Linked DNA regions of Homo sapiens: region 2 is linked to region 1. Evidence: chromatin loops called from intact Hi-C (ENCODE). Cell type or tissue: IMR-90. All regions are shown on one strand. Each heading gives the region's core, and the rest is flanking DNA. Links, peaks and the distances in the headings are about the cores only.

Region 1 (14,888 bases), core at 1-8,000:
ATTCTTCGTGGCCTCCAATAGGTGAATGCTGCAAGAAGAGATGGGAATGTGCTTTGAGGGAGACAGTCAAGTGTAAGTTGGAGGACTCCTTAGTGAAGAAGCACTAGGTATTTAAGATTTCTATGGGTGGTGGAACTAATCTCTAAGGGTCTGTAGTGAAGTTTATGCTTCTATGACTTGGAAAAAGACTTGAAGAACTTATTATTTTGGTTACCTAGATGAAAAGCTAAAGATGGCTCAACATGTTTGGGGTTGGTTAATTCCAAAGGTTAATTATTTAAGAATAAAGTTGGCCGGGCGCAGTGACTCACGCCTGTAATCCCAGCATTCTGGGAGGCCGAGGTGGGCGGATTACGAGGTCAGGAGATCGAGATCATCCTGGCTAACACGTTGAAACCCCGTCTCTACTAAAAATACATAAAATTAGCCAGGTGTGGTGGCGGGGGCTGTAGTCCCAGCTACTCGGGAGGCTGAGGCAGGAGAATAGAGTGAACCTGGGAGGCAGAGCTTGCAGTGAGCCGAGATGGCGCCACTGCACTCCAGCCTGGGAGACAGAGTGAGACTCCGTCTCAAAAAAAAAAAAAAATAAATAAAAATAAAAAAAAAAAATAAATAAAGTCGCTGAGACAATGATGTATATGAGTAGTTTCTACTTTTTAAGGAGAAAGGAGTTAATTCAAACTAGTCTTGTGTAGCCAAAGCCTCCAGGCAAGACTACATGAAAACCTGTATGTTGCAATAAACACTGGAAAAGGAGTCAATAATCCAGGAGTCAATGCCTTGGCATTGCCAGGATCACCTAACTTATTGGATTCACTTGTGTAATTTGGCACCTGGGAATACCATTTACCCAATTATGATTAAGCCCTGATATGTTAGTAAGACCAAAGGGCTATATAAATTTAAGGTAATAAGACTGGGTGGTTCTCGTCTGTTCTCAAACACTTTAGAGCTTATAAAATAGAGATGACACACTTTCTTCTACTCTACCCCTTTTAGCTACTTGTAAATATTACAGAGCTAGGTATATATCATACTCTGAGAAATAGTTTCTGATTAATATGGAGTAATCCGATTAGTCTTTTTTTTTTTTTAAGATGGCATCTCCCTCTCTGTCCCCCAGGCTGGAGTGCAGTGGTGAAATCTTAGATCACTGCAACTTCTGTTGCCTCCCCAGATTCAAGCGATCCTCTCACCTCAGCCTCCCGAGTAGCTGGGACTACAGGTGTGTGCCACCTTGGCTGGCTAATTTTCATATTTTTAGTGGAGACGGGATTTCACCATGTTTGGCCAGGCTGGTCTTGAACTCCTGACCTCAGGTGATTCACCCGCCTCGGCCTCCCAAAGTTAATTCTATTTTTCTAAACTACTTTATCTCTTATGCCTCCCAAAAAGGTGTTAACATTTCAGAAGTGCCTCCCCAGTTCTTTTTCTAAGCTACAAAGAAGTGAGAATGAATGCATTTATATCATTTTGGTCTTTGGAAATTCTTATTAACATTTAGTTTTGGTTGTACTTATCACAAAATACATCCAACTTCTTACTTTTAATATGGTGGCTATTTAAATGTACTTATGCTATTTTAATGGGCAATACACAGGTGAAAATAAAAGCTATTTAACTATTAATCTATTCTACAATGTTTCTCCTAGCTCAATAAATTCATATGTGGTTTTTCATAATAATGGGTAGAGAGTGAAATTTTGTGAAGTGATTGTTTTGGCCCATTAGAGTGTGGTTAAATGTGATAACAATTATTAGTTATGCTCAAAATGCTAAATTGTTGGGTATGAAATGTAAGTGAACAAATAAGCTATCATAGCAAGTAAGAATTGTGACAGGACTTTGGCTTCTATATATCTGGAATGTCTGTCTTGGAAAACAGCAAACTGAATGTACTCAGGATGCTTTGGTTTTCAATGTTCTCCCCACCTTTTGATACTCTTCAGTACGAACAAGCAGTATCAATAACTAACAGAGTCTGTGCCCCTGCTTTGGGGGCTACAGACACTGAGGCCCCTATGAGAAAATAGAATACCAAGCAGGCTACAATAGATGCTCTAAGAGAGGTTCAGATAAAGTTCAACGGCCAAAAATATTGAGTGCTTGCTGTGTGCAAGACACTGTTTTTCCTCCTTAAAGAAATTGAGGGCTGGTGTGGTGGCTCACTCCTGTAATCCCAGCAGTTTGGGAGGCCGAGGCGGGTGGATCACCTCAGGTCAGGAGTTCAAGACCGGCCTGGCCAACATGGTGAAACCCCATCTCTATAAAAATACAAAAATTAGCTGGGCATGATGATGTGTGCCTGTAATCCCAGCTACTCAGGAGGCTGAGGCAGGAGAATCGCTTGAACTTGGAGGCGGAGGTTGCAGTGAGCCGAAATCGTGCCAGCCTGGGCAACAGAGTGAGACTCTGTCTCAAAAAAAAAAAAAAAAAAAAAAAGAAAAAAAGAAAAAGAAAAAGAAAAGAAAAGAAATTGAGGAAGGGGAAGAAAGCATTTAGACAACAGTGCAGAGAGTGATAGTGATATTAAAAATAGTGAAGAGGTATTAAAACTGAAAGAAGAAAAAGAAAGTTTGTTTTTTGATGACTCTAAGATAACCTGTTAAAGATACAGAGAACCAGAGATAACAGGTTATCCTGGAGTAATCCTTTTGGGATGACAGTTTTAAAGGCAAGAAACCTTTGGTTAATAGCCAACATGAGGTTTTATATAAAATGTTAAGTGTAACCATTTCTATTTAAATAGATCATTTAATTCACTCCTGGATGTATAATCAAGTAGTATTTGACTTTTTTGTATGCAAAATTTATGTGTTACATATTCATCCTTTCTGCTTCACATAACTGAAATAACCCAAACCAGTTTACACTTTCCCAACAGTTTTTTTTTTACATGCTTCCCACCAAGAAAGTTACAGGATGTCTAGTTAGCTTTGTGTTTCCCCTTCTAACAGAAGAGAGCATTATATGAAACAGGCAGAATGGTGTGCTACAAAGGGAGTGGCTCCTGCAAGCAAGTAGATCCTGATCAGATATTAAATGTGCTTTCAAAGGAGTGCAGTTTGTGCGTGTCAACAAACTACTCGCTGTAATTACTTCCTATTCACTGGGATCGCTGTGCAGCCTGCTGACTCACCAGGCTGCTGGAGTATGTTTCTGCTGGGTTTTCCTACTGACTGCTACACATGAGTCATCACAGGAATGGAAGTTTCTATCCGTCTCCCTTAACAACAGTGCAGAAACCAGGCATTGAAGTAAGCTTCGATTTTTCCAATCAGACCCTAGCCAGGGAAGGGAAAAATGTTGTGGTAGGTGTCACCACCAGCTAGGCTGCTAGATGACAGTTCCCCGCCCCAGGGTGTTAGTCATCGGCACTCCAGTTTCAGCGTCTTTTCTCTCACCCACCCAAGTAGTTAAAGTGGCATCTTGTCTTGCAATGCCTGCTGCTGCTGGCCGCTGAACTCTTCCTTTGCTGTAGAGTTTCCCCAACTTGGCTGCACAATGAAGTTACCAGGAGTTGTTTTTGCTTTTAAATACTGTGCCTATTTCTCACTCCCAAACAACCTGATTTAAATAGTTTGGGATGTGATCAGGACATCAGGAGTTCTCAAAGCTCCCCAGATGATTCCACTATGCAGCAAAATTTGAGAACCAGTGCTTTGAAGAAGCATAGCTCTACCCACGCAAGGAAAATTTACCAGTTAAGCTTATCTACCAATCACTCGGTGAGCTCCCGGACCTCTTATCTTACCCCTAACTGATGTCTTTAATCAGTTTGGCAGAAAAGAACGAAAGCAAAGTAAGGAAGCATTTCATTTCCAGAGGGGACACTGGCTAACCAAGAGCCATACCCCTTTTTGCTTGATAAAAATTTGGCCAAATTTAGCGTTCAGGAGAAGCAGGGGAAATGTTGCCATTCTTCAGATTACCTTTTGATCTCTGTTCTGTTTCATTCCACAGTGTCCTATTCAGCAAAAGTGTAAATCGCGGGTCCTCAGATTAGAAGTAGGTGCTGCGTCTGACCACAATCGCAACCGGTCTGCACACTTCACCCCAGCTGGGACCGAACCTCCGCCTCGCAGCGCGGCCCCAGGGTCGATACTATGCTAATCAAGGAAGTTCTTCCGTTTCGGTGCGCGCGGGCGCGGGTTTGAGCGCTTAACCCTTCATTCTACATTGACAGCACGATAGTATTTTTAGTGACCTCTTCCTGCCTAGCGGGTCTACACTATTTTCCTTTTGTTCTTCTTTTTTTGGAAAAGGAGATGTGAACAAGTGATAGAGAAGACAATCAGGGAGGGGACAGCAGTGTTGGCTGGTGCGGAGGTGAAGGAAAGGCTAATGTTCGTAATATTAATTACTCCCAGCGCTACTGACCCAGCGAGGACTAGCAGGAGGGGCTTGGGGGTTAAGACAAAGGCTTCTCCTGATCAAATGGCTGCAGCGCCCCTTCTCCGAGGTTACGGCTCTGCCCTTGGCACTGTATTGACGAAGTCACTGGAGGAGTGACCAAACCCACTAGCCCTTTTGGGGTCTGAAAATCAGCTTTATCGAGCGCCCCAGGTTCAGAGGGGACCGCTTTCCGCGTCCACCCCTCTCCTGGCTCTTTGTGGGATTTCTGGCTTCCGCATAGCCCTTCTAAGGGTAGACCGAAGAATTTCCCACTAAGCCGAGTGCGAAGTCGCTGAGTAGCCCTCGCCCTGCGCTCCCGGGGCTCCCTGCAGAAGAGATGCTTGGGCGCAGAATAACAACCCGCTTCCTTTTGCACCCACCCGGCTCCTGAGTCCCGGGAGCGCGGATGGTGGCCGGCGTCGGAGTGGGAGAGTGGTGGCTGCCGAAGGGGAAGTGCCCGGGGTCCAGGGGATGCTCCCAAGCGCGCGAGCGCCAGCGCGCTGCACTTCCTGATCTGCCCCCAAGCGCGCAGCCCCTGCCAGAGCCCCCAGCTCTCTCAGTGCCGGCGCCCCAGCTAGAGCCTGGAGGGTCGTGCGCCGCGGTCGCGCAGTCGCGAGCCCCCCTCCTTCACCAACGCCGTGTTCCTACCCTGGACAGCCCCAGCCTCACCCCTCAGAACCAGTCCACTTCGCTTCTGCCAGCGTGGCAGCCCCAACTCCCTCCCTCCACTTTCCTGGGGTGCACAGAGCTGGGGCACCGAACCAGAGATGTGGCCCGCGGGAGAGCGGCGGGGTGCACACCCGGAGACCGCCTAGCCGACCCTTGCACAACTTCTTGCTAGACTCTGGACCCCCGGTTCCGGTTGCTCCGAGCCCCGCGGGCTGCAGACCTCAGCGGCAGGAGGAGGCGCAGCCAGCCCCTGGCCTGGGAGGGACTGCTTCAGTGCAGGGGGTGTCGGGGTGCGCCAGGGCGGTACCGCTTTAAATGCACTTGACTCACCTGCTCCGGCGCTGTCGCCTCCTTCCTCTGCTGACAGCTGGGGGCTTTGTTTTCTCCACCCACCCGGCCGCCGTGCTCCGCCTCCTCTGTCGCACGTGACTCGCAGTCTGCCACCGCCGCCGCCGCCGCCGCTCCGGGAGTCCACCCGAGAGAGTCCGGCCAGCGCCGCCCCTTCCCGCGGGTGCGGGTGCGGGTGCGGGTGCAGGTGGGCGCCCCACTGGGCAGGTCCGAGCCGACCCGCCTGAAGACGCTGTCTCAGGCCAAAGGAAGCCAGGCTGAATTCGTGACAGGGAAGAAAGTGCCAGCGGGTGAAATAAACTAAGTGGTTTGACCCCGCTCGAGAGGGAGGAGGCCGGCGCGGCTTGCAGAGGGGGCTTGAAAAGGCGCCGCCACACTGTGAATTAATTACCTGCAAACGGGGGCTTGCACACCAACTGGGGTGCATCTGCTTTTTACACCCAGTGTTTGTACTCCTACCTGGAGCACGATTGATGATAAGGGGCAAACTAGTTTTGTCATGAATATTACTAATTAAACTAGGCAATTCTAATACAATTAACAATTTAATAATAGCGTGTTTTTGGGGGGTTTCAAATCTGCTTGTTGATGCTGTTGATATTTGGGTTCTATTTGGAAAATGGAGTGCAGGCTGGAGAAGCGAACTCCAGAAGTCTACTGATGTGGGCGCTTGTCCATTTGGAACAGCAGCTATTTTTAATGAAATGAGAAAATGTTCTGGCTTCAAGACCCAGCTCAAGATCTGCTGCTTTTGGAAGTGGTCCCGACCGGTGCTGATCGCAGTGATCTCTAGTGTTTGAAACAGCAAGGATTTGTCTGAATCCTTCTGTTAGCCCTTGGAAAACGCATTATATACCTTCCCTCCTGTGCCCTACACATTGCTACTCAGGGGAAAGATTGTCCATGTCTCCCCCAGCGTTCGTTAAAGCCAAGTCTTCGTAGTGGAGTGATTTAGCACAGTGCTTCTCAAAGTTTAAGAGGGATCACCTGGGGATATTGTTGAAGCCAAATTTGAGCGTGTCGAGAGTTAGGCCTGAGATTCTGCATTTCTAGCAAACTCCCAGTTAATGGCATTGCTGCTAGTTTGAGGACCACACTTTCAGTAGAGAGGTGTTGATCGCCGCTTTGGCATTAGCCAGCCTATTTTGAGTCCTGACTACACCACTTGCAAGCTATATGATCTTAGGCAAGTTTCTCAACATTTAAGCCTCACATACTGTAAAATAGGGATGATACTAATTTCCACCTCATAGGGTTGTCTTGAAGATTAAGTGAGAAAGTCCATATAAGGCACTTAGTGTAGTGCCTGGCACACATACCTAGGGTTCAGAAAATGCTAGCTAAGTCACTGTAGAGGTCATCCTTGCAGGGGGAAAGCTGGCACCAAGTGCAGCATGGCTGCAGGGGGAGCAATGTGTGAAATGGGCACAAGGGTGAGGTAGCCTGCCCAAGAACAAGGACTGTGCCCTGTAGTGCCTAGCATGTGCCAGATGTATAGGATAAGTTTGATGAATAAATAAATGACTCTAATGTGGAACAGATCGTATGTGTTCAAAAAGTTCTGCTTCTCCTTTAAATCATGATAAATTAGTTCTGAGACATTGAATTAAAAAATCATTTTGCTTTCTATTACAGATAATGTCCAGCTGCTTGTCACATGGGTAATCTATTTTAATATCTGAGACAGTACATGGATTGTTAAGGTTTAGTACATTTTTTATCCTCAGTTAAAAACCTTGAAATTTAAATTTAAATGAATTTATTAATGAAGATATGGTATTCTTAGCTCTCAAAATGAATGGCTGTTGTCATCATAGTTCTCATATCTTCCTTCCTTACTTCTCCTTCTCTCTCTGTCCTCCAAATATGAGTGTTTCCTCAGACTAATTTCTTGCCTTTTTTCCCACTATGCCATTTTCTTTAGAAATTTTATGTGTGTCTTATGTTCATCTTTCAAGTGTGAGCGGATTACTTCTGAATCCGTACCCACATTCTTAACCCATTTGCAAGCCTTATTTCTGCCTTTCCCTTAGTTGCTAGGAATTTCCATTTTCACGAGCTTTTAAAATTTTATTTATTTTTCCACTTGAACTATATTTTTATTTGTGTAAATGTATGGGGTACCCGAAAGATTTTCCCAGGTATATAATGGATAGTGACCAAGTCAGGGTATTTACAGTGTCCATCACCTGAGTATAATATGTATATATATTTTTAAGCATAGTCATCTTATTCCCTATCACACATTAAATTTACTCTTTCTCTCTTACTCTATGTTTGTACACTTTAACCTCCTTCTCTTCATCCTCCTCCCCCTCACTACACTCACACTACTCAGTTTCTTTGTCTGTATTTCCACTCTCTACTTCCATGTGTTCAGATTTCTTAGCTCCCACAATATGTGAGAACATACTACATCATTTTGTGCCTGGCTTATTTCACTTATGATAATCTCCAGTTTCATCCATTTGCTGCAAATAACACAATTTCATTCTTTTTTAGGGATGAATCATATTCCATTCTGTATATACACTACATTTTCTTTATCTTTTCATCTGTTGATAGATACTTATGTTGATTCCCTATCTTTGAAATTGTGAATAGTGCTGCAATAAACATGGCAGTTCAGGTATCTCTGATATATTGATGTATTTTCCTTTGGGTAGATGCCCAATAGCAGGATTGCTGGATCAGATGGTAATCCTATTTATAGTTTTCTTGAGAAATTGCCATGCTGTTTTATACAGTGGCTATACAACTTTATATTCCCACTAACAGTGTATTAAAGAGTTCTCTTCTGCACATCCCAGCCAACATTTGTTATTTTTTTGTCTCTTTAATAATAGCCATTCTGGCTGGGGTATGATGGATGATATCTCATTGTGGTTTTGATATGAGTTTCTTTGATTATTAATAATGTTGGACATTTTTTCCATAAGCCTGTTGGTTATTTGTAGTCTTCTTTTGAGAAAGGTCTACTGATGTCCTTTGCCCACTTTTTAATGGGTTGTTTTTTCCTGTTGAGTTGTTTGAGTTCCTTATGTATTCTAGATATTAGTCCCCGTTATATGAATATTTGGCAAATATTTTCTCTCATTCAACAGGTTGTCTTTTCATTTTGTTATTTCTTTTGCTGTGCAGAAATTTTTTAGCTTAATTAAATTACATTTGTCTATTTTTGTTTCTGTTGTCTGTGTTATTGAGGTCTTAGTTATAAATTCTTTACCTAGACCAATGTCTAGGAGAGTTTTCCCTAATTTTCTTCTAGTATTTTTGTAATTTGGTGTCTTACCTTTAAGTTTTTAATCCATTTTTAGTTTATTTTTGTATATGTTGAGAGATAGGGGGTCCAGTTTCACTCTTCTGCATGTGGCTATCCAATTTTCTCAGCACCATTAATTTAAGAGGGTGACCTTTCCCAGTGTAAGTTCTTGTCAGCTTTTTCAAAGATCAGTTGGCTATAAATATGTTGCTTTATTTCTGTGTTCTCTATTCTATTCCATTTGTCAATGTGGCTACCCACTAGATTTTAGTGTGTTCTAAATTAAACCCCTTTCTCCTCCCATAAAACTGATACCTCCTTGGTGATAAATCAAGATGGTTATTTGCAGTGGGGAGCCCTCAGTGCTAATCCAGGGACCTGGCAATGGTGTGGAACCCAGTGTGATTTATCCCAACTACCTTCCTGCTGCTCCTAGGTATTTATTTGAGACATTGCTCTCAACAGTGACTGGAGTCAACTCATGTATATGTATATACTACCTACTGGTGTAACAGTCACATATGCAGTTGTGGGATGCTACATAAATGGTGACTGAGCTAGTGAGAGATTGTATCAGTCAGGGTAGGCTAAATTATGCTGCTGTAACAAATGCCATCAAAATATCAGTGGCTTAATACAACAAAAGTAAATTTCCTTCTCATGCAAAATTTCCAGTGCTGCTATCACAGTGACTCATTGTTCTAGCCACCTTCATTCCTGTGACATTTCCATGAGCACCATGGCAGAGGAAGGATGTGGAGAACTGCACACCAAACCTCAAGTGCTTTCATCCAGAAGTGATACAGGTCACTTCTCACATTTCTCTTGTCAAGGAAAGTCACATGGTCATTGCCTAACTTTAAGGGCTATGTTTATGTTTCTAGGAATCACCAAGATTCTAGATCGTACTTTCTAGGAATCTTGGTGATTCTGAGTAATGCCTGCCACAGGGATCCATTTCGCATAGGAGGGTTAGGGATAAAGCTAGACTGAAAATAGTCTAGCTATAGTAGAGGATAAGCAACAGGTTACCAGTTCAAGGAAGGTACTCTGTTACATGTAGAGTCTTTGGGAAACATTAATGTTGTTGTTATCATTATACAATATTATGTAGAAAAACACTTAAAGGTGACAAATTCTCTCTCTCTGCCTGCCAGGGTTATCTTATGATTTAGCCAAGGTTAGTCTACTCCAGGTTAGAGTGCAGTTTGATCATCCAAACTCTTCTGTGACACAGCATTCAGGAAAGATCATCTGTATGATACCCTAGGGAACACACCAACCATTAGGTAAGTAAGGTTACATTAACACAAATAAATTTGCTAATTTTGATGACATTGTTGGTCATTCTCTCCTTGAGGAGTGAAGGTATGTGTATAAATGAAATATTTTAGTGGTATCAAATTGTCCTATGTTTTTCCCATGATTATCTGCTTATGCGTTACCAAATAATTTACTTGTCATGTTCGTGGGAATGTTGAAATAAAGCTTTGTGAGTAAAATTCAGTTCATAAACAAAGGGAAAAAACACTGATATCAATGTGAGAAAAATAAAATCATGCTTTTCAATAAGTTTTGGGTTTCTTTCTCCAAAGGGCAGAGATTATGTCAACTAAACTTGCTTCCTGCATCTCCCAACACTTCATGTGCTTAAAAGAGATAAAGGACTGATGGATGCTGTAAGCTCTGAAGTGCTATGCAGATCTAGGATATTGTAATGTGTTTCTGGGCACTGAATAGTGTTCTTGATCTCAACAGTTTTACGTTGTCTTTGCCCACATCCATCAGTGACATCTACTCTCCTTTTAAAACATTTACTTCTTTATAAGACTGTTACCAATTAAATATTTTTATATAATATGAGCATCTTCCCAAAGCTGATATTCTGAGAATTTCAATCAATCACACATTTCCAAAAATATCTAGCACAAGGGACTACAAAGGAGAGGCAAAGTTTATCAATTAATGTTTTAAGCTGTTTACTAAAATTATTTTTATTTTATATAATTAATTTTTGCCTCTGAGTCCTTGCTAAGTTGTAATATTGCTTTAAATATAAATCTTAACTTCAAGAAATATGCTACAGTGAATTACTTATAAATATATCAGCAATACCCTGTGAAACTGAGATGGAAGTGTTCATTACCAAGATATGATAGTGTTTATTAAGATGAGTAGCAAAGGTGGCATGAAATGACAGCTTGCAGGGATCACTGCTTTATGATGACTCTAGCGTTTATTCATGGAGTAAGTGTTGCAATAAAAAATAATACCACCTTCAAAGAACTCTGTGGGCTCTTAGGAGTATTTGTGAGTCAACTAAAAAGTGTCATCATTTTATAAGTGAAGTTCAGGAGAAAGCTTAAATGACTCACCCATGTCCTAATTTCTGGCTATGACCACTGGCAAAAACTGCTGCCTCCATAAGATAACATAGAATGGAAAAGCAAAATTATTATATGATACACATTGGGATGTATATTATAAGCTATGTTTAACGTACATCAAAAGGAGAAAAATTTTAACCTGGGCTCATGCAAAACCATCGTGTGATAGAAATGTTTATGATTTTATGTCACACTGAAAATAAACTCACATGCAAAGAAATAAGTTGGATATATTTTTTTAATATGCTGCTTGGAACAGGTGTAGCTGAAGGTAATCAGTTCTATACATTTTGAAGGCAATAGATTTAATTAATTTATTAATTAGTAATTATCTCTTAGAAGGTAAAGCTATCTTTTCAGTCCCCCTCAGTCTCTGAGGCTGAGATGGAATTTCTAGTTTTCTGTTGCAGCTCTATGGAGTACAATGCTTTCTAGGGATCACTGGGGTCACCACCATCTCATCGTGGGATCTTCTGGAAGACAATGCAGCCAGTTTTTGTTGAATCAAAAGCTATTCTTGATTAATTAAACCTTACCTTGCCAGTTGCACCTTCTTTGCAGCTCCCTTATATCCTATCTATGAATTGGTCAGCCAGTGTAAGAATAACAGGGAATTGATTCCTTGACTCTTCTCAGAAGCTTTTTCCTCTTGGTCTTCAATTCTTCAACAAATATTTGCTGTTCTTTGCTTTTTATATTTAAAATTGCTCAATCTTTCTAAGTTGTAATATCCCGAAAATATTTTTTGTGGTGCTGTCTATTGGGAAGTCTCTGTGTTAGGCTCTGTGATTACTCAAATGGTCTTTGGCTCCAAGGGGCTTCCAGCATAGGGAGAGACATATGTGTCCATAGTGTGGCTCAAGGGGCATTAAAAGGTGTGAACAGAGTGCCCAGAACACTGGGCAGGCAGAAAGAACATCAAAGTGCTCTAATTTGTGCATGTCTTGAAGGATGAAGAAGAGTGTACTAGGTGAAGATGTTTTTGGATAAGGCAGTGTGTGGGTAAGAGTATTCTAGATAGAAAATGTGAAAGACAAAGCTATAACCAGATTCGAGGATGATGAAATGTTCAACGTGGCTGATGAGTAGGCTTTGAGGAATTGAGAGATTGCTCAGGGTGACCAGGAAAGTCCTTGCATGTCCAGCTGAGATATTTGAATGTAATACATTAGCCAGTGGTCTCCAAAGTAGGGTGAGAACCACTCAAGGGCTTTGTGAGTGATATACTGGGGTGTGGGAAGAAAAGGTTAAAACTTGGCTATCTATCCAAAAATGTGAGAAACGATTTATGCTTTATTAATAAGTAACATGGATTGACATTGGCGCTCTCACTTGGTCCGTATATCAGACAGACAGAGGGACTGCTATGTGCAAGGAATTCTGAGGGAAGGTTGGGATCCACAGCTGAGGGGTGTCCTTAACAACCTTGTTCATTCTTAAAGCAAATTACCATTTATCAGCAATTTATGTTACTCAGTGAAGTGGATTTATGTATTATATTATCTGGATTGACTAACCTAAGCCTCACAGAATGGACAAATAACTTAAAAAGATTGAAATAACATGAATATTTCAAATGTTAATAAATTTTAACAAAAGTCCTTGCAAAACTGGTGGATGGTCTTTGAAAAATGAGTATCATACTTTCATAAGCTCATCCAATGAATGCTTCCTCTGTTTGCATATGTGGTTCTATGTGAGGTGTATTCTGTAGCTCTGACAGCCATAAAAACTAAATATAAGTAAGCTGTACTCAGATTTGTAAGTTGCCTTATCACAATAAAAATTTCCAAAAAATGTGAAGAATATTCAACCATATTACTCTCACTAAACAACATTTTAGTAATGGCAAAAGGTTTTTATCTACCATTATAAATGGAATAAATTAATTAGCTAGGTATGGTGGCATGCACCTGTAGGCCCAGCTATTAGGGAGGCTGAGACAGGAGGATTGCTTGAGCCCAGAAGTTAGAAGCTGCAGTGAGCTATGATCATGCCACTGCACTCCAGTCTGGACAACAGAGCACGACATTATTTCTTAAAAAAAAAAAACAAAAATAATAAATAAATGGCATATAAAATAGGGGTTATTTCATCTTCATCTCATCCTTTAATTTTTCAATTTTTATGTTTTCTTATGTGTATGATATATTAATGCAGTACTTGTATAATATATGCTATTTACAAATGGATATGTGTATTTGAGATAAACATTTTACTTATAGGAGTGCATGGGCAGAAGGAAAACCAAAAACGGTATTAGGGAAATGGTGTCTATGATCTGGTTTGTTTTTAGGAAGATGACTTCAGCCACAGGATGAAACAGATGACGAGAGACTGGAGTCTAGAAGATCAGCCAGAGGGCAAGTATCGTGATCCAGATGAAAACCGATGAGGACCTGGCCTAAAACAGTGATAATGATGATAGAGAGGAGAGATCACCAAACATGTGATCTTCAGTAAGAGAGAGAGTGAGAGAGAGAGTGTGTGTGTGTATGTGTGTGTGTGTGAGAGAGAGAGAGAATGTGTGTGTATGTGTGTGTGTGTGTGAGAGAGAGAGAGAGAGAGAGAGAGGTTATTTCCAGGTTTGTAGCTAGCCAGTCTAAGTGGATGGTAGAACTGTTAGTAGAGATGATGAAATGGGATATCAAGCATGATACTGAGTTCACTTTCGGACATGTCAAGTCAGAGGTCCCTAAGGGATTCTGGAAAGATGTCTAATGGGTGGTTTAAATAAAAATCTTAAGCTCAGGAGAGCTTAAAGACACAGATTTTGCAGTAGCTTTTATTTCTCAATCTGTAGCCCTTTCTACAACAGCTGATCTTAAAAAATAGCCCTTCCTTTAAAGACAAATTAATGTAACAGCTTAACATTTATAATTATTTATAATGAAAATGATTAAGAATCAACTACTGCATTGTATAATGGTAATGGCAATACATCATTACCAAACAGACAATGTTAGAATTTTAAGTGGACATTTAGGCTAGTTTTGCACTCTAATGACCTCTTTAAAAGTATGTAATTCTTTTCTGGTTTTCCATGTTCACTATTTTGTTATTCCTCAAGGGTTCTCCAGACTGCAGTGTATTGTAAGATAGTCTCTCTTTCTTGCATCACCTAAAACCTTGTGCAAATGGGTCATTTATTTTCTTTCATTGTGCTATAGAAATAATGATTTTTCTGATCTTGCCTTTCCTTCTTTTTTTTGAGACAGAGTCTCACTCTGTCACCCAGGCTGGAGTACAGTGGCACAATGTTGACTTACTGCAACCTCCACCTCCCGGGTTCAAATGATTCTTCTGCCTCAACCTCCCGAGTAGACAGGATTACAGGCATGCACCACCACACTCAGCTTATTTTTCTATTTTTAGTAGAGATGCGGTTTCCCTATGTTGGCCAGGCTGGTTTCGAACTCCTGACCTCAAGTGATCCACGTGCCTCGGCCTCCCAAACTGCTGGGATTACAGGCATGAGCCACTGCACCTGACCCTGCCTTTCCTTCTTACGGAACCATGAGCATTGTAAAACCATAGCACGATTCCTCTTTAACTCTCCATCCTCTCCATATTGTTTATTGAACAACCTGTCAAAGAATGTTCTTGTTGAGTTATGACAATGCCTTTCAAGCCATGCCATTTCTACAAATTTCTTACTGTCATATTGTGATGTAATAAGAAATATATATTTGGTCTGTGCCTTGGTTCCTGGCACAGAATTCCTCAAACCCTTTTAATTTCCTGAGTGATAGTGGTGTTAGGTGCATCTTTTGTGCTGATGTTTGGTCTTGGGCCCTGGCTCCTGACACAGAGGTCCTAATCCCTTG
Region 2 (15,972 bases), core at 2,722-10,721, 380 kb after region 1:
GGATACGGTATACAGCATGTTCCAAATTCATTTGATCCAAGATTCTTATCCCAGCCCTCCCCACAATACACACATAATATTTCCTAAAATTATTGGCTTCCAAGGACACAAATTGGATTTGCTGATTTAAATGACAATTCAAAGGACCTTAAAATATTGGCTTAAAAATTTTCAACTCTTAAGTGTCTCAATCTTTGAATTCCTGAGTTTTATCGATTATAGTTAGTGCTTAAAACTAAATGCTAAGCAAAGGGTAGAGTACCAATAATATAAATGCTATTCGAGACTATGTATTTCTAATATATAATATACATCACCATTCCTCTGTGCCATATTCCCTGAGCCTAGGCCTTTTACTCTGTCTACTGATTAAAGTGGGGGCTGAGGATTAGAATTGTATTCAATTTCCTTTTTCTCCATTTCTGTACTACATATGAGCAGTTCCTAGAGAGGAGAAAGCATTAAGATTTCACATTTACTTTCTGCATTCTGTAGGAATTGCCCCAACGGAGTCTCCTTACACTTCCCAAAACTGTTTATGGGCAGGACTCCCTGAGTGGTAAGTGTAAGGATAGGTAAAATCCTAGAATTCCATAGTGGTGGAGAAGCTGGACAGAAAAGGTCACAGACATGGAAATGGTAAAGATTTAGACAGCTGAAAAGTCTCAGTGGAGATAAGAGCCAAAAGATGTAAACAGGCAATAGACATTAGTATCAGATCGCAGGTGGCGTACATTTACCAAGTATGGACCTGTTCACAGATATATATGACTTTAAGTCTAAATCTGTGTTACTAAGGGAGTTTTAGGCTGCCTATTATCCAATAGTGTAGAAATTCCTCAGAGCTCTACATAAATATTCCAGTCCTTTCTCTTTCTAAGCACATGGTGAGGTAGGAGGAGGGACTTGACTCCAGACGCTGGGCTCAGACACTGGAAGGAGTTGAGGACTAGCTAAAACAGGGCCAGTATGGAAACAGCTTTCCATAAGACATGCTTAGCAGTATGCCATGTCAGTTCCCCATTGCTATGGCAACACCCAAAAGTTACAACCCCTTTCCATAGCAATGACCAGTGACCTAGAAGTTACCTTTCTCCTAAAAATTTCTGCATAAATCACCCCTTAATTTGCTTATAATTAAAGATATAAATATGACCACAAAACTGCCTCTCAGCTGCTACTCTGGACACTCTATGGGGTAGCCCTGCTCTGCAAGGAGCAGTACCTCTGCTGCTGCTGTACACTGCCACTTCAGTAAAAGTTGCTGTCTAACACCACTGGCTTGCCCTTGAATTCTTTCCTGCCCTAGGCAAAGCCAAAAACCCTCCTGGGCTAAGCCCCAGTACTGGGGCTCACCTGTTCTAGGCCAATGGTAGGATCATATTATACTTCCCATCCAACTGAAGTTAGGTGTGGCCACATGGCATGCTTTGGCTAAGGGAATGTGAGTATAAGGAAAATGGGTCATTTCCAGGTGAAAACAGCTGTGTAGAGAAGAACCTTCAGCTAATCTGTGGTGGCTAAATTGTATAAGTGAGAAGGAAACCTGGTTTCTATATGTCACTGAAATTGAGAGTTGTTTGTTACCTGAGGAAACCACCCATAGTATATCTGGAACACTTCATATGTCTACATCTTAGTTTTATCATATGTAAAATAAATGTCTCTTACCTACAAAATAACTTCAAACATTGGATGCATCTGGGAAGAATTGCTACATTTATCTGAGGTGTTAAATATCTTTTGGTTAGTAAACATGATTCTTCAAATATGTAGAAATGAACAATCTAAGACCTGGAAGTTCATATGCATTGGAAGATAAATTTCATTCAAAATTATATCTTGTAAAAAACTAATTAAGGCATCTGTATTCCTGAACTGTGATTAATTCAGTGAATTCATTGTTTCAGCATCTATAAATGTGTGAACTATCACACTATATAGGAATGAGTACAAAAAATAAACTGAGACTTAAAAAGAAAAATAATTAAAGTAACTCTATTGCTCTTTTTAAAATACTTAGAGGTTTACAAAACTTTCATGATTCAGAGTGTCTGAGTCATCTTTACATCATTTTTATTTTGCAAAAATGCCAAGTCCAGTTTTATTTATGCAAATAAATGTGTTTCTATTTTATATTAAGATTTAATTAAATATGTAATAAAAAATACACATTTGACTTAACTTTTTTTCAGAATTTATTCAGCTCTCTTTAAGCTCTTCTGTTACATAAGTATCTCCTAAACAAGAGATTTTTTAAGAATCTCAAGACTATCCTCTAACTTAGCTTTCTGAGAAGAAAATACTAGTTGTTGAGAAAGGCAAAATGACTTTTTAAATATGTGTGGAGATTAAGACAAATACATTTAAAATATCAATGAAAGATACATAAAGAAATTTGTTGGCTGGACACGGTGGCTCACACCTGTAATCCCAGCACTTTGGAAGGCTGAGGCAAGCAGATCGCTTGAGGTCAGGAGTTCGAATCAGCCTGGCCAACATGATGAAAGCCTGTCTCTACTAAAAATACAAAAAATTAGCTAGGCGTGGTGGCGGGTGCCTGTAATCCCAGCTACTTGGGAGGCTGCGGCAGGAGAATTGCTTGAACCCAGGAGGTAGAGGCTGCAGTGAGCTGACAGCTGTACTCTAGCCTGGGCGACAGAGCAAGACTTTGTCTCAAAAAAGAAACAACAAGAAAACAAAACAACGACAACCAAAAACAGGTAAAGTCATGATTTTCCTACATTGCTTCTGTAATAAGAAAAAGTAAAATGAAGGGATATGGAATTTTTCAGGTTTGAGGGTTTTGTTTTCCCTTTTCAACAACAAAAAAGAAAAAAATTGTTAATTAAATTCATTGTTTTAACATGATATCCTTCAGTACCAGTGTCCGGTGAAGGGGGTGAATAAGTAATTTCATTGTCTACACAGTTAGAACAAAAGGTAGGAGTTCAAATTATTGAATTAATGAGAAAAATGAGTTCAGCTGTTTGGAAGTTATGATTAGAAATCAGCCATTATTCAAGAGCTAGTTTAGAGTTCTTTTATAGATGAGGCAAAAAAGAAAGGCCAATATCATATTTTCATATTTTGCGATGAAGAATTCTGGGATCTCAAACACTGAGTTTGAACATTTCATTAAATTCAAAGATGTTTTCTGAAGATACATTTTCTGAAGATACATTCTGAAGCCCCACCCATACTGGGGCTTTTCTCTTTGTGAAGGTAGGAGTGTCCTGTATGAGAAATAATATAAGCCAAGTTTCTTATTTATCTAAATCTCAGAAGTTGGCGTATCAAAGCCTCACAATAAATGTGTAAAAAGTTTATAAGTGGTCCAAAGAGTATAAAATTAATTAAACATCCTTGGAATTAATAAGTTATATTTCCTCTTCCTCTGGTTCCCATCAACTATATTCAATGTTTAATAAACAAATACAGTTTTTCTTTGCTTAGCATAGGCTTTTAGAAAGATGATATTCAAATTGCACTTCAAGGCCTTAAATTTTTTTTTTGAGATGGAGTCTCGCTCTGTCACCCAGACTGGAGTGCAGTGGCGCGATCTCGGCTCACTGCAAGCTCCACCTCCCAGGTTCATGCCATTCTCCTGCCTCAGCCTCCCAAGTAGCTGGGACTACAGGTGCCCACCACCACACCTGGCTAATTTTTTTTTGTATTTTTAGTAGAGATGGGGTTTCACCGTGTTAGCCAGGATGGTCTCAATCTCCTGACCTCGTGATCCACCCGTCTCGGCCTCCCAAAGTGCTCAATTACAGGCGTGAACCAATGCGCCTGGCCAAGGCCTTAAAAATTTTAAGAAAAGTTTTCCACAAGCTTTCACAATATTGTATTACATAAACACTCAACTGCTTTCTTTGTAGCACCACACTGTGATTTGAAAACAACCCAGTGTTTTCTAATGGTTGAAATTGAGGTTGTATGCAATGAGATAATTTTCATTTAGTTGTGCCTCATTGACATTTTCCCATTGTGCTATTTAACATTCTGGACTAGATTTGTTGAAATATGTCAGTTTTCCCACTCTATGACTCTTTTGATTATGAATCTCTCTGATAATAAACAGCTGACTCACCATACTTAAATTTCTACTCTCTTGTTGTCACAATCAAGTTATACATCACATTTGGTAAAAAAAAAAAAAAGAAAGAAAGAAAATAGAGAATTCCCTTTCCCCAAGACAGTGACAACAGCCAAATAAACATGTTTTTACTGACTCCACTTGACATACAGGATTACTAATGATCATTATTCTAGACAAAGAGTCTAAGGTCAAAAGAAAAAATGATGTTTAGAATGGAAAAGAATATATTAACAAAACAAATTCCTCAGAAACAAACTTCTTCTGAATAGTCATCTGTTCATTTCTTAAACATTTTTTTGAGTGGTTCCTGTGTGTCAGTGACTGAGAATAAAAAAGCGAGTAAGACACAAGCCACAGCATTAGGGACTCCCAGAACAGTGGGTGAGCTATACACTTAAAAAGAAAGTACAGAAAGTACAGTGAAGGTGACTTATGAGGTCAACCCTAAAGGAAAAGTGGGGTTTTCCCACAAAGGAGAGAAGCAATAGGCATTCTGGGGGGGCGGGGGGCGGTGGGGAAAGGTAGACTAGCACAGAGCTAAAATAGTATACGGCATATTGTGGAGGCAGCCATTGTATGTGATTGAAGTGTTGGTGATAACCAGTGAAGCAGTGGAGTCAATGTTTGAGAAACAGATCGAGGCTTTGTGATGGACCTTTTAAGACATACTAAGGACACTAAGCTTTATTTTGAAGGGAGTCATGAATCACTAAAGATTTTTAAGTAGGGGAGCAATTAATTGAAGTCTATAGTTTTTAGAAGATGGGTATGTTGGTTTCAGCAAGTGTGTATGTAGTGGCAGGGTGAGGGTGTGGATGGAGCTTAGAGACAGGAGAACAACTGGAAGACCATATAATAGCCAAGTTAAATGATGAAGACCTGAAGTAGAGCAACTGCAGAGAGAATGGAAAGCACGGGATTTAAGAAGATTTTTTAAATGTCTTAGTACTGGATATAGGCCAAGAGAAACCAGAAAGAGTCAAAATCAACTTCTGAGAGTGAAGGATGCTTGTGGGATGGATTAGAGGTTAAAGAAATTGCCAAGGAAAGGGGCCAGCTAGGGACAAATAATACTGCACAGCCATAAAAAAGAATGTGTTCATGTCCTTTGCAGGGACATGGATGAAGCTGGAAACCATCATTCCCAGCAAACTAACACAGGAACAGAAAACCGAACACCACACGTTCTCATTCATAAGTGGGAGTTGAACAATGAGAATATATGGGCACAGGGAGGGGAACATCACACACTGGGGCCTGTCAGGGAATTGGGGGCTAGGGGAGGGATAGCATTAGGAGAAATACGTGATGTAGATGACGGGTTGACGGGTGCAGCAAACCACCATGGCACATGTATCCCTATGTAACAAACCTGCACGTTCTGCACATGTATCCCACAACTTGCGTATAATTAAAAAAAAGAACTGTTAGGTGGTGTTGACAGCTCAAATAAAGTCAGAAAACATGAATCTTTCAATCAGCATGCATATGCAATTTTCTCCAAAAAGTTTGAATATATCAGGTCACAACTAAAAAATAAAATCAGAAAAGTTATCTGAAATCATTAATGATATCAGCAAACTTTGATATGTTCTCTAGAACGAAGAGTGTAAAAAGAAACAACTATAATAGCAGTAGGATGAATTTCCATTTCTGGTAACAGTAATGAGAGAATCTGGACTGATATACCCGATGTAATAAGATATTTGTATGTATTACCTGATGTAATAAAGATATTTGAGATATAAAAACAGTAAAGAGGCTGGGCATGGTAGCTCATGCCTGTAATCCCAGCACTTTGGGAAGCTGAGGCAGGTGGATCACTTGAGGCCAGGAGTTCGAGATGAGCCTGGCCAACATGTTGAAAACCCGACTCTACTAAAAATACAAAAATTAACCAAGCATGGTGGCATGTGCCTGTAATCCCAGCTACTTGGGAGGCCAAGGTACGAGAATCACTTGAACCCAAGAGGCAGAGGTTGCAGTGAGTGGAGATCAATCGCGTCATGTCACTGCACTCTAGCCTGGGCAACAGAATAAAACAAAACAAAACAAAACAAAAAACCAACCAACCAAACAAAAAACAGCAAAGAGCCTTTAGTAAGATGGTGAAGATTTGGCATATGAAAACTTAGGAGAAGATCAGAAATCAGAGAGGTGAGGTCACTTTTAAAAGCCCTTGGGCATATGACTATCAGGAAAAAAGATCTGAGAATCTAGCTTTACACTTCAAGTAGCTTTCTGTGCTTCATAGAAAAGTCAAAGTCCTTGGCCCTCAGGTGGGGCTTTAATTAACTAACCCAGCTTTATGCTGGTGTCATGAAAGGTCATACTCTCCTTTAGGGGAGGAGTGAACCTACCATTCCTCTCACTGATTTGCAGCCTTCTTGTCACAGAGGTGATTCAGGGAACATCAGGAGTTGTACTTTGTCTAAGATGATTCTGGTCTGATATCGCCCCCAGGTGCCTGGCAGAAGCAAACCAAAGTCTTCTCTGGAGGAAAACATTATCACTTAGATCTCAACTTACTCTTACGATCTTTAATTATAATGTAATTTTAAAAATACATTTCCAGCATAGAGTCAAAGATATCCAAGCAACCAAGAAATTAAGACACCATGAATGAGAACTAGCAGGAAGAGTAATAATAGAAACAAATCCAGTAACACTTGAGATACTATAATTATCAGAAATAGATTATAAAACTACACTTAGGATGTTCAAAAGAATAAAAGCTAAGATTGACAATTTTATACAAGAATTAGAAACTATAAAAGTGATATAATAGTAGCAGAGAAATATTTGTCTCTTTTTCTGTCAACACTATTTGGCCACATAGTTTAACATTCTTCATTTTAGAATTTTACATTTTGTGTTCTTTTTTGTGTTTTTTTTTGACACACTGAAAAAAAACCCAAATCCCACACTGGTAAGCCTAACATATTTTCATTTATTTTATAATTCAATAAAAAACATATTAGTTACATAAAAGGTATGCCTACATGTGTTACTGTGTGTACCTGAGTGTATGGTGAGCACCCAGGTGCATGCATTCACAAACTTCTTGGAAGCACCTGTGATTTCTGCCAGGTTCATTCTTATTGTCAACCATTCAGTACACAACTGGTAATACAATGTCACAAGGCACCCAGTATGACCACAGAAAATTTACAAAGTTAACACATGATTATGGGGAAATGAAAATTAATTGCAATTGCTTGCAACCTAAAGGGGTTAATTATAAGTATTACCCAAGGTTAACTATCATTTAACAAATTGTCTAAACTGTCACAAGGTCAGATATTTACACTGAAAAGCAAATATTACTGGGGGACTTAGTACATTGACTTTAAAACTCTCTTAAGTCAGATTCTTTCTTGAGTATAGGTCTTGCTTGACAAGAAAACGGGGGCGCTGAGTAGTCATATTCATCAGGGGTCTGGAGGGATAAGGAGGACTGAGAGGGAGGGAAAATTGGACAGAGAAAGGAGGAAAGGGGCATCAGAACTGAGCTCTGCCAACTTCACATTTGCTTGGCCTCACTAGATTACTCAGTAGTTGTAAAATCAAATGACTTTATCAATATAATGCCCATTTTTCATTTTAGAAGAGTGACACAGTGTATTACTTATTCTCATCAAAGTTGAATGAAAAATCCATAAGAAGCCCTTCATTGTTTGTACCTAGTTTAGCCAACTTAGTTCATTAGAATCTGGTCTATTTGACAAGACAAAAAACTGGCCAGTTACATTTAACAACTGTTCATCTGTGCACTCTGTAATAACAGCGTCAGCAGATTTATTTTCCCCATATAAAGTAGAATTTCCAATTCACACCATGTACTCTGTGACTATTATGGACAGTATTTATTCAGAAGGAATGCTGTGCAAGTTTGGAAGAGCTGTCTCTAAGAGCAGAGGGAGAGGTCATTTGACAAAACAAGAAACAAAACCTATACATGGGCAAAACATGAAGAGAACTAAAGTTTGTCATTCTTTTCAAGAAGAAGTTTGAAGTCCTAAAACAGTGCGACAATAGCAAAATCAGACAACTCTTCCTCTCCCTTGTCTTCTCTCAAGCTCTGTAAAATCAGAACGCCTCCATCCACTTAGCAAATTTCAGCTTTTTTTTTTTTCCTGAAGGAGGGGAACCTGCTTGGAATTAATGAGATAACACTAAAAAATAACTTCTATTAATTCTTCTCTTCCTGAAAAGTGCCTATTTTTTTTCTCAGTTGCTTTTTAAAAAGTAGAATATCTTCTAAAGGCTCCTTACGCAGTTTAAGCCACCTTTAGAGCACCTTTCCTCTCCTTTTTCCTTTTTTTGTTTCTCAAATTGGGAAGTGACTTAGTAACATGCAGGGGAAACTGAACTCCATCTCACAATAATATAGTTTCATCCAATGGCATAATAGACACAGTAGCATTCAGTCTGTGTTGTGACATAAAACTATTGAGATTGTAACTCAGTAAACTCATAGTGCTTAAGAGAAGAATAGAGGGAAAAACAAATAAGGATAAAGTCAAAACTGAAGTTACAGACTTGCAATGTAAATTTCAAAACTAAGCAAAAATCCTCTTTCTGCTGCACAAAATGTAAAATACCAAGTATCTTAAGAAAGGTAAGCAAGCTACAACACTGAAAAATCTTGACCTTTTCATTCACACAGATAAAAAGAAAAATTCAATATTAAGCATCCCAGAAAAGCGATGCACTTTAAAAACCAATCTTTTCACTTACCCTAGAACATGCACACCATGATCTCTTAAATCCTTTTAATTCCAGTACATCCAGAACATATGTGAATTCTAAGCATATTCATTTAAAGAACAAACTTGAACCAAATTGGTAATTACAACAGAGATCATAACAGAACTCTCTGAAATTCTAGGGAGAGCTATGAGTATGAAATCCAGCCTCTAGATCCTGGTGTGTACTGTGTCTATCTTTAACTTGAAAATGATTTGGTTTCACATTCCATTGAAGTCCCACTGGCAGATGCCTTTGGTAAGCTCGCCAATGGCAGGCTTTCATGCGCCCTCCCTCCCCGCTCCCTCTGACTGAGCTTCCGCTGTTACATCTAATGCTGATTTACTCAGCTGTCTTTTTACCTGTCTCTACGTGGGTAAAAGGAGATGCTTTCATTGACGGATATTACGGAAACACTTGGAAGCTGAACATCAGCCCGAGGACTCACTATGCTTCCCCTGCCATCCCCTCCCCCTACTCACTGCCAGAAACCAACTGACTTCCAAACTTGGCTGCCTGAAAAAGAATGTTCTCTGATTGGCATTCCTGGAAGCAGAAAGCAAGGCAGCTCAAGTTTTGTACTGTTACTCAGCATGAATAACTTCCCAGGTACACAAAATACAAATAGTAAATTTTTTTTCTTAACTTTGAGGAGGGCATTAAAAATATTTTCATTGTAGGACAGCATTTAAGTTTTAATGTCCACATGTAATTTTACAGAGGATGGCAATGGCTGTAGTAAGAAAGAGAAATGACAAATTTTTTGTTAAAAGTTGAATGAGTCTTAGTAAATGAGTTGGGATCCGTTAGAAGAGGAAATCATCATGCCGCCTGCTTGCCAGTGTTTTGGAGGGCAACTGTTCAATCTGTGCATTTTCTGTTAGAGAAAAACTTGTTGTAAGAATTGTGGAAAAACTGATTTCAACCAAACAGGAGAGAGTGCAAAAAACACTTCTATCTCCCCACTGAAACTTCTTTTTCAGGACTGTCTTGCAAAACTTGAGTGCGGACTGGAAAACAAAATGTGTGTGTGTGTGTGTGTGTGTGTGTGTGTGTGTGTGTTATACAAGTGTATATCTAAAAGAAGAGAAATTGAGTGAATGGAAACAAAGAAAAAGATACATTTCATCAAATAGAGACTGACATGAATTAACAACATGGGGTCCCTTTAAATCACCATTAATTAACTTGTGTTTAATATTTATTAATATTTAGTGGTCACTGGGGCCAAAAGATCTCCTGCCTCTGAAAATAACTAACCTCTTTATGTTCAAAACATGCAATTCTACAGACCACACAACTTCTTCAAAAGCCTAATGAAGGCTTTATAATTTTGGTAATTGGACACATCTCAACCCTAAGCATTTGGGGGTTTCCAAATTTCAGCTAGCTGTGGCTGCCAACTCTAGGCAACTGTCAGCTGGCTGGGCTCAGGGTGGTGGTGTGGCTGCAGCTGCTCCTTGGAACTTATGTGGACATCTCAAAAATATTCAACGGCAAAACGTAGATGCCAGAAAGCAAGCTTTCTGTTTTTGTTTGTTGATGGTTTTGAATCTTCTATTTTGGGTTATATTTTATCATATCTAGGGCAATACCATCTTAAGAAACCATGAGGGAAAACTTGATTAATTGGCATCATATTACTAGCCTATTTTAGTGATATTTTGATGCCCCATATAGATTGGTGGCTTACCAGCTTTTAGCCTTTTAGCCTAACTTTGTTACTAGATGTCTTTTAAAAAGATCAAAAGATAGAAACAGAGGAGTAAGAAACTTTCCTTATTTTTGTCCCCAAAGTTGACAGTTTCTTAGGGAAACTGCAGGCTCTATGTAATGCTGATAGACGGGCATTCTAATGACTTCACAAATAAATGGGAAGAAATAAAGCAATAGTCCAGAAAGTACACATTTCTGTCACTGTGTTTCTTTATCCCTCTGTCAAAAACACGCCTTCCCAAGGCTAATGGATGGTGCCAAAACACAAATGAACTAAGAAGGGTGGACAGACGTGCGGCCATCAATGGTTCACATTCAGCTGCTCTGTTCACCTCTGTTGTATCTCAGAGTGAGCACTAGCACATAACTGATACTCAAAAAATGGTTGTTGAAACTGAAGAACTGCTCATGTGCAAGTGTATATCTTAACCTATGGAAAATGGTTATTTGTTGGCCTACATCTTAGATAAATATGTTTTGTATTTGTCTTGGGAAAAATACGCTTCTTTTCAGGCAATTAACCAAAATATTATATAGAATGTATATTATGTACCAAGTACCTTTACTGAAGCCAAAAAATCATTATACATCTTATGTATGTATGTATGCATGTGTGTGATTCTAAATATTAACGTGGCAAATATTTGTTAAGAGCACTTCTACCAATCTTGGTGGCTTATAAGAAAAATAGAAAAAAAAATGAAATGTTTAGGTTTGCTAATATTTCCCAGTAATGAGTAAACTATAATAATTTTCCTTATCGAACTGTTACTGGCCACTCTTTATAGTGCAACATTCATCAGTCAGATATCTCCTAAGGTTCCCAACTTTATCTCTGCTGCTATTTCCATTTGTGCCAGTCTTAGAAATCTCAGAACACTCAACAACGGGAATAGGAACATTAGTCCAGATGCAAGTGTGAGTGAGTACAATCATTTTTTTCCTTCTTTTTCCCCCTAACCTTCACAAGGCAATTGATAAGATTTATAATGGCTAGAACTCAGTCTTTATCGTGAGTAAATGTTGTTTTCCTCTTTCATAAGCACTAATGTGAGAATTAGGATTAGATCAGAAAAACAGCTTCTAGGGCTTGCTTCCAAAGAAAACTGGGCATGTAACAGGCAAATCAGATACCCTTGATTTATCATGAACAAGAAGTTAATCTCTCCTCCATTCTCCAGAAATAGACTCTATTAGCACCGTTCTGTGGATGGCAAATGCTGGAGCATGGCTCCTTGCAGGGGTGACCAAGGTGTTCAAACACAGGCCTTAGCTGATCTGTGAGACATCCATGTGTATGAAGAACCTGGTCACTGAAAAGCAAACGACCTCTGTTATTTTTTTCCTCCCTAATAAATATCCTTAAGGGATTAGGACAGGCAGTATTCTCATGGTGATAGTTTTATAGCTAATATTTTTGTCATATCATTTATTTTTAAAAGCATATACTTTTTATGCAAAAATAATTTGGGGTATAATTGTGATTTTTGTTAAAAGAGAAAACATTAATACATCCAAGTCATTTAAAAGTAATTAAAATAGATACTGCCCAAGAAAAAGTAGAAAAACTTTACATAAACTGCATTAGAAAACAGGGGCTCTACAGACAAATATGGAAGATTCAAAGCAGCAGCATGCTATTTATTATCTTATTAAATGCCAATCAACTTAAAAATATACCCAGCAATCTCTTTTATGGGTATATACCCAAAGGAAATACATCAACTCCTAAAGGTATCTGTACTTCCATGCTCATTGCAGCATTATTCACAATAACCAAGATGTGGGAACAACCAAAGTGTTCAATGACAGAGGAATGAATACAGAAATTGTGATATACATATGCAGAATCTTATCCAGCCCCCAAAAAAGAGATCCTGCCATTTGCCATAACATGGATAAACTTAGAGGACATTATGCCAAGTGAAATAAGCCAGGCACAGAAAGACAAATCCTGCATGATCTCACTTATATGTGGAATCTTTTAAAAAATCAAATATATAGAAATAGAGTAAAGCAATAGTTACCAGGAGCAGGCAGAAATGGGAAGATATAGATCAAAAGGTACAAAAAGAGAGTTATATAGTTAAGCGTAGAGATTTAGCATATAGAACAAAGACTACAGTTAATAATATTGTATTGTATACCGGTAATTTGCCAAGGGGGTAGATTATGAGGTACTTTTTTTTCGTTTTGTTTTGTTTTGAGACAGAGTCTGGATCTGTTGCTCAGGCTGGAGTACAGTGGCACAATCTCGGCTCACTGCAAGCTCTGCCTTGTGGGTTCATGCCATTCTCCTGCCTCAGCCTCCCAAGTAGCTGGGACTACAGGTGCCCACCACCACGCCCAGCTAATTTTTTGTATTTTTTAGTAGAGACGGGGTTTTATTATGTTAGCCAGGATGGTCTCGATCCCCTGACCTCATGATCCACCCGCCTCGGCCTCCTGAAGTGGATTATTAGGTACTCTTAACACACACAAACGTGCTCATACACACACATGAAAGTAACTATAGGAAACAACGGAATATTAATTTGTTTAACTGTAGTAATCACCTCACTATATATATCAAAATAAGTATATCAAAACATCATGTATACCTTACAAACATACATTTTAAAAACAAAGAAAACCACAGCAGCATGCTACATATAATCCTATTAAATGCCAATAAACTTAAAAATTGGTTGAAATGGACACCTGTTATATATGCCTGTCACATGAAAATAACTGTAATCATGCAAAGGGCTGTATGTACAAATATACTAATTACAAAATATACTTAGTATTATACATATAATTAGTATAGTATTATAAATATAATTAGTATAGTATTAATATAAAATATAATTCGTATATTTGATAGCAAATAATGGGGAACAATGATAGTTTTTATAAAAAACAGAATGGCATAGGCTAATGCTTAGTTAGGTTAAAAATCAGCTTGCATGTGTATGTGCACCATGATTTCAACTATATTAGAACACCAGAGAGGAAGATAAAGGCTAAAAAATTCCTACCAAAATGATTGTGGATCCTTTATGAAAAATCTTAATTCACTTTTTGTAAATTTTCTGTAATGACATTATTTTACCTTCATAATCTACACACACACACACACACACACTATAATATTCAAGTAGGAATAATTGCAGCATTTCCTCATTCCTCACCCTCCTCCTCATCTTTGAAGAGGCATCTCTAGTTCTCTGGATCTTTGTTGCAGGAGCTTATAGGGGAGAGGAGCATAAGGGGATGAAGATGCTCTTTAATGTCTAAAGAGACATAGAAGAAGATTAATGGGACTTATGTTGGTTTTAAGAAAGGGCAAGGAGGGAAATATCCAAGAAAAAGAACACTCTTAAGATGGTGAGAACGAGAGAAGAGCAGGCGGGAAACAGAATCTGGCACACTATAGGTAGGGGGTTGGGGGCAGACTGTAAGCTGGGTTGGGGAGCAGCTACTTCAATGAGGCAGACGTTGAGGAGATCAGGATCTCAAAAAGAGGTTTAGGGTATTTGGCCCTAGGATATCTGTCTGAGTGTTTTGTGATTTCTTCTCATAAAACACTTAAGAGAGGTTTTACTTTTCAAGATATGGTAGTACCAAGTTTGTGGGTCTTTGGGACACTTCATGATATAGTCATGAATCTTAAGTCTATAGATATATTTGGTTACATAAACATTTTTGAAAAGTTGGTGCCAATTGTTGGGTTGTGGTGGTTGTTACAACTGGTTTACTTTGATAGGGTAAGAAATCAGTTTTACTCGTCTATACAAACTTTCTGGATCATTTTCTTCTACTTGCATTTCCTTCCCTGTGTCTCTCTCAGTTCCCATGATGGGTATCTATTACAGTCTCTTGGACTGACTGCTGAATGTAAAGTGGCCAGCCATTCTGTTTTGTCTAGGCCCGAGGGATTTCCTGGGATACAGGATTTTCAGCGCTGAAACTAGGAAAGTCTCAGACAAACCAGAGTTGGTCATCCTATATATGTGATCTGGAAGTTTTAAAGTTATATGTATGCTTGTGATAAAGATTAGCCTTTTTAATAATTAGAAAGTGTTTGGCCCAAGTAGACCAAAACTCTGAAAATAAAGATTTCATTTGGTCTTTATCCCTTGTTAGCTACACAACCTGGGAGAGGTCCACCACCAAGGGCCACTATTTCTTCATCCCTACAATGAGAATAATAATACTTCAAAGAGTTGTTGTCAACTTCAAATGAGATATGCATTTAAGTTCAGAACACATAAAATGTGTAAATATATACTTTATATCAAATATATTTTATATAAATTTGTATTAGATAACATAGTTATTTTTCAAAGCAGATTTTAATTATTTTATATTGAGAAATAATGGAAGCACAAAGAACAGGCACAGCATTTCACACTATGTGGAGTGCAGAGGAGAACAAAGAAAATGAAAGAGAGAGACTGACTAAGGAAACATATTTTTTCAGGAGTGTCTGTTTTAGCATTTGATTTTCTCCTAAATTAAACTCACCAAGTTAGGGATGTTTTGTCTTTAAGTGGTTATAAAGCCCCAGTAACAACCAATATAACATGCTTGCAAAACATATGGGTTATCTCCAGTATAAAAGAAATAAAGATTTTTAGCCAGTGCAATATAGTGAGACCCCATCTCTACAAAAAAAAAAAATTAGCCAGGCATGGTGGCATTTACCTGTGGTCCCAGCAAGTAGCTCGGACCCTCCCAAGTAGGGGGGCTGAGATGGAAGGATTGCTTGAGCCCAGGACTTTGAAACTGCAGTGAGCTGTGATCACACCACTGCACTCCAGGCCTGGGTGACAGAGAAAGACCTTGTCTCCAAAAAAAAAAAACTAAAGATTTTGTTGTATTTTTTCTATACCCTGGGGTGGGGGTATTTTTCCTTTGTGGAACCAAAGTCAACTCGAATTGGAGCACAATCATAAATATGTCCATCACTCAGTGAAACCAGAATGTCCAACTTCATCCCAGGGACAGAGGACCACCTCTATTGGATTACTTATTTGAACTCTGCCAGCATATACTGTATGTGATACTGCTTAAGAAGTGAGGGTAAAATTTGGTTTTGGAGCAAAATGAAAATATACAAATTTTCATAATCAAATATCTAATCCATATTTGAAATCCATGTGAAAACTGGTTCTAATTCAAGTTCTTTTAAAGATCTATCCAGGGTTAGAAATACGACAATTCTGTTTTGTGTAATAACAGAAAATGACAGGTGATAGCCAAACTGGATGGAGTCTGATAGTTAGAGTCAGCATATTCATTTGTGTTATGGAGGCTGGGAAGTCCAAGACGGGTGGCTGCATCTGGTGAGGAACTCATGCTGCTTCATAACAGGGTGGGAAGGTGAGAGGGGAGCCTGGCCCATGCAAAAAAAAACAAAA

What was found. A loop is a pair of places that touch in the nucleus more often than their neighbours do. Peaks named below come from ENCODE experiments on the same cell type or tissue, not always from the same donor. Only the 100,000 strongest peaks of a DNase experiment are listed, where the experiment ranks them.
Region 2: it touches region 1 in a loop (4-fold over the local background); 2 of 110 quality-filtered maps call a loop at or near these places.

What each region holds. Positions count from the first base shown.
Region 1 is chr18:34,967,586-34,982,473 of GRCh38, reverse strand. It overlaps LOC124904282 (a long non-coding RNA gene), which reads left to right and starts at 8,737. Exons shown (of 2, transcript XR_007066336.1): 1 at 8,737-9,963; 2 at 13,358-14,888. It also overlaps a transcript of MAPRE2 not described here. RefSeq lists enhancers at 3,552-4,051, 3,008-4,207, 4,052-4,553 and a silencer at 5,369-5,648. In IMR-90, for the core only: no CTCF peak of the experiment used is centred there; a DNase peak (open chromatin) is centred at 3,183; H3K4me3 peaks cover 2,957 bases; H3K27me3 peaks cover 1,955 bases.
Region 2 is chr18:34,586,409-34,602,380 of GRCh38, reverse strand. It overlaps a transcript of DTNA not described here. Among named protein-coding and RNA genes, the nearest start is that of DTNA, 120 kb to the left of the region's middle. In IMR-90, for the core only: a CTCF peak has its summit at 6,561 (motif pointing left); a DNase peak (open chromatin) is centred at 9,090; H3K4me3 peaks cover 361 bases; H3K27ac peaks cover 373 bases.